Regions from separate parts of the Homo sapiens genome. Here region 1 is linked to region 2. A link is a loop called in an ENCODE intact Hi-C map of the cell type or tissue named here. Cell type or tissue: MCF 10A. All regions are shown on one strand. Region 1 overlaps DOCK7 (dedicator of cytokinesis 7). Region 2 overlaps ATG4C (autophagy related 4C cysteine peptidase).

Evidence for each region. A loop is a pair of places that touch in the nucleus more often than their neighbours do. Peaks named below come from ENCODE experiments on the same cell type or tissue, not always from the same donor. Only the 100,000 strongest peaks of a DNase experiment are listed, where the experiment ranks them.
Region 1: it touches region 2 in a loop (5-fold over the local background); 2 of 110 quality-filtered maps call a loop at or near these places.

Annotation. Positions count from the first base shown.
Region 1 is chr1:62,507,020-62,509,519 of GRCh38, forward strand. DOCK7 (dedicator of cytokinesis 7) reads right to left here. Exons shown (of 50, transcript NM_001367561.1): 35 at 943-1,039. Among named protein-coding and RNA genes, the nearest start is that of USP1, 71 kb to the left of the region's middle. In MCF 10A, CTCF peaks have their summits at 1,368 (motif pointing right) and 1,583; a DNase peak (open chromatin) is centred at 1,352.
Region 2 is chr1:62,840,442-62,842,941 of GRCh38, forward strand. It overlaps ATG4C (autophagy related 4C cysteine peptidase), which reads left to right. Exons shown (of 11, transcript NM_032852.4): 10 at 987-1,106. Among named protein-coding and RNA genes, the nearest start is that of ATG4C, 58 kb to the left of the region's middle. In MCF 10A, a CTCF peak has its summit at 1,326 (motif pointing right); a DNase peak (open chromatin) is centred at 1,340.

The DNA.
Region 1 (2,500 bases), 330 kb before region 2:
GCTGGTCTTGAACTCCTGACTTGAAGTGATCCACCCACCTCAGCTTCCCAAATTGCTGGGATTACAGGCATGAGCCACCGTGCCCAGCCATAAAATACTTTTAAAGGAAAATTCTCACAACAATGTACAGAATGGATGGTGGGAAGAATACAGAGTGAGTTATGAAGTAGGTGGCCATTGTAATAGCGTGGAAATATGAACCTGGCAGAGTAGTGGTAGTAGAAAAGGAATGGAAGGAATAGGTGAGAGATATATTTACTAAAACATCTGAAAGATCTTGCTAACTGATTTGAATCCTGGCTCTTCTACATACTAGCTGCGTCATTATGGGCAGTTATTTAACATCTTTGTGCCTAAGTGTTCTCATCTACAAGATGAGGATACTGACAGTTTCAATGTCATGAGTTTCTTAGAAGGATCAAATGAGTTAATATTTGTAAAGTGCTTAGGACAATGTTTAACACAGAAAAAACTAAATAAATGTCAGCTATCACATTGTTACTACAGAATACTGCCCAGAGGGCAACTGTTAGGACCCAACACAATGATTATAGATAAAAAGCCTGAAACATTGCTGTGGTATACAGAGGATACTGCATAAACCCAGTTTATCTATATGTAGCTATAGCTATACATGCATGTTGAATCTCACCTGATGGCAGAACTTCCACCTATAAATACTCAGAGGATATTTGGAAATGCAAGACTAGGCCATCAAGGGGAAAGACAAGGAGATAAAGATTTCATAATCATCCTCCATGAAGAAACAGTTGAAGCTATGGGAATTTATAATTACAGAGAATCTCAGAATGCTTGGAACGAAACTTTTAGGAACTACCAATATTTAATAAAATGTAATTTTATGGCTCACAGTAAACACTTTTCCCTCCAACCTCAATTTACCAAATCCGTATTTTAAATTTCTCTTCTTTGCATTCTTACCTGAACAACAATCTCTAATGTATCTAAAATGATTAGGTTTGCTTCTGTAGCCAGGTTTCCATCAATCAGTGCTTCGTGTTCAATCTCTGCTCTTGATCTAATACAAAATATTGTAAGAAATTATATTTATCTTTTTGAAAACTACAATTCTGAAAAGACTTAAGGATGCATAGAAATAAAAAATTTCAAACCATTTTCAATATTTGCCTGATAAAAAATTACAAGAGAATAAGAAAAAAGGCAGTAGTTTACACATTTATGCAGCTTTTTTGTTAACCACAACAATACACACTTTCTCACCCCATTACAGAAGTGTAATGCCACTAAAAGCATAAATGTTTATGTTTTAGCTTTCAAACATGCAGCAGACAGTTTTATTCTAAGTGACACTGACACTAGGTGGTGCTATGTGGGCTTGTATTTAGGACTGCTTCATGGAAAACAACATTCAAATATTTAGTATTCATCTTACTATTTCAAATATTTCCAATGTCTGTATTCAGGATAAATGTACTTAATTTGTCTAAGGTTTCATCTAATTTTCCCCCAATTTTTTTTATATAAATATGCTCAGATGATAATTTAACTCTTCAGTGAGACTAGATGGAATTACTCATTGGAAACACAACAAATTTGGGGAAAAAAGGATGTGAGGTGACGAATATGCTAGTTAGCTTGCCTGTGGTAATCATTTCACAATTGTACACATATATTAAAAGATCATGTTATATTCTGTAAATATATACAATTTTGTCAATTATAACTCAATAAAGCTAGAAAAATAATAAAGAAAAAAGAACAAAACAGTTTGATGCAATAAAGTGGTTTACTTAAATACTAATATTTGTAAAAGTATCATTTAATGCAAATAAAAATGTAAGAATAATTACACATGATTTATGAATATAGTTGAGATTTTTGTTTTAGCAATAATAGATATACAGATACTATATATTACACCAAAGTAGACAAAATAACACATAAAGTACAAGGCCATATTAAACACTAACTTTTCTAAGTTTTTAGATCTGTAAGTCTGTGAGTCTTTATTATTACCACTAAAGAGAATACTTCATTAATTTACAGTTTACAAATTCAATTTAAGAATAAAAGCACTTTGAAAGGCTGAGGTAGGGGATCCTTGAGACCAGGAGTTAAGAGACCAGCCTGCACAACATGGCAAAACCCTGTCTCTACAAAAATTATTTGGGCGTGGTGGTGCACAGCTATAATCCCAGCTACTTGGGAGGCTGAGGTGGGAGGCTCACCTAAGCCCAGGAGGTCAAGGCTGCAGTGAGTCATGATTGTGCCACTGCACTTTGGCCTGAGTGACAGAGTGAGATCTTGTCTCAAAAAAAAAAAAAAAAAAGAATACAATTATCAAAATTAAACTGGAAAATAAAATATTTAATGTTCAAACTTAAAATTTCCAGTGACATTTTATAAAGAAACATAAGATGGTTTAAACAAAAAGAATCAGGAGAACACCAAAAAAGTCTCCCTCAAAACACAGCAAGATAAGCCAAGAGAACACATTCTACAAATGCAGAAATAAAGC
Region 2 (2,500 bases):
TTATATAAATATGAATATACAGTCTTATGTTCTTTTTAACACAAACTTATTTTTTCTACATACAGAAAAAGACTTGGTCACTTCAGTGATTTTTAAGGACAGGCTAAGCATTTAAGCATTAAAAAAATTTTTAAACATAGTACTAAGGTGTGATTGTGAGGAACAAAAAGATTGCAGTGATTACTTTTATATTCTGCCCTTTTTCTACTTTTGTATTCCCTAAAGATGCCAAACTCTACTAACAGCCAAATCCATTAGCAAGACAGTAGAGAAACTAGGGCAGCCTCCCCAGCCCATTTATATCTGTGGCACTGTGTCTATTGGAGAAAAGTGAACTAAAGAGACAAAAGGACTGATGAGAAAGAGGGCAGGGACCATAATGGAATGGTTTCACCTGTTCCAGCCTGTTCCCTGAGAAGAAACAAGAATTAAAGCACACTCAAAGAGAAAGTTGAAGAATACGCAGTTATGTACTAATTGTGTGAATTGCTAAAACCCTCAAGTTGACCTCTTTTTATGTCAATATAGAACATTTACCTGAGTCTGTGTATTTGTTTAAAAAGTCTCGATATCCTTGTTAAAAGGTTTATAAACATTAACCCAAAATCTCCAACAAAACAGACTTAACTGCATTTTAATAGAAATGGCTAACTTGATTCTAAGCCTCATACTTTTTTCATGTCTTTTTCATGTTTTCAAGTGTTAGAAATGCATACCACTTTTGACACACTTCCTTTCTTTTGCAGAATGGCACTAATATCACAAAAGGTTGAAATTTGGTGAATTAAATATATAAAAATGTTGGCTCTTATATTTTACAGTTTTGCAGAGTGGAGAGGACCATCTGCGTAGGATGAACTAAAACACCATTTGAAAATCATGTTTATAGTGATGGGAAAAAGCTAGATAGAAAATTTTAAATAATAGTTTTATATATACTTGTCTATCAAAGATAAATTAATCCTAAAGAACTTTAAAAATTACAGACATTCCACTGCCCTTCTCCCAAAAAGATGTCTTTTCGAAAAATGGATCCCAGCTGTACAATAGGATTTTACTGTCGAAATGTTCAGGACTTCAAACGAGCTTCTGAAGAAATCACCAAGGTATCTTTATTTAAAATATTATATTTGTAAATGACCTAATTTTATTAGAAACAGACTGTCAGAAAGCAAAAACCTGTAAATTATAATTTTTTATAAAATTTCCTCTTGAATGTTAATATTATTAGGAGTATTGTGAATTGAAAAATAAAGCCATTTGAGGAATCTTAGCGTTTGAGGCAAATGAAATCTAGTGACAAGTTGAAAGTATTGATTGGTCCACTAGGTGGCACTGTTGAAATAAAAATCCTGTTGCAAACGCTAGACCGGTCCAAGCAATTAGGTTATATTCTATTTGAAGAAGATTTTAAAAGGGCAATCCCTTAGGGGTAGGAAAAAAATTAATGAAGTATTTGATCAAGCCAAATTGTGCATTATTTCTTGTTAGTCCAAGTGCTTCTTTGATTTTTTTAAAAAGAGAAATGGTATTTTTGGATTTCTCAGAACTGCTTTATCAAATGAGCTGTGTTTTTACCTTTCAGTAAGCTTGTCTAATCTGATCTATTCTACTTATAGGATCCTTGAAAGAGGTTTATTTAACTTCTTCTCATTACATTTATACTTCTACATTTTTTTGGTCCTTGAGTACTGCTAAAACATTTATGGAACCTTAATATCTGTCTCTATGTAGTATTTTAGAAAATAAAAAAAGACTGCTTTTTAAAGAAATACACATAGTTTGATAGCTCTTTATTTGTACCAGTAGTTAGGCTATCATTTTATGGTATGTAAGACCAATACTCGTCATTTTTGGGAATTTTTTTTTTTTTTTTTGAGACTAGGTTTCACTCTTGTTGCCCAGGCTGGAGTGCAATGGCGCGATCTCGGCTCACTGCAACCCCTGCCTCCCAGATTCAAGCAATTATCTTGCCTCAGCCTCCTGAGTAGCTGGGATTACAAGCATGTGCCACCATGCCTGGCTAATTTTGTAATTTTAGTAGAGACGGGGTTTCTCCATGTTGGTCAGGCTGGTCTCGAACTCCTGACCTCAGAATTCTTCACTGGAACTTATATATAATAGTAACTTATTACTGCTTTATTTCCAGTTAATTTTATTCAGGAAAGTGGACATAGTAAGTTGAAATTTTATTTTTACAATGTAAAAATGGAATGATAAAAAATAAAACGTTTCATATAAGCTAGATTTAGTTTACTTGACCTGCCATATGAAAGAGGAAATTTAGCAGGAATGTGGCAGGAAAATGAATGAGGAAAGGAACAAATGAGATATGTGGGAACCATTCCATATTCTTCATTTCTCACAGTTGTTCTCTTTTCATTCTCCTTTTTCAACATGGAAGGCCAGGTGAACATAACAAAATATATATTTTTCATTTTTCCTCCTATTACTGGAAATTAGTATATGCATTTGTATATTTTAGTTTGACAGTTCTTTG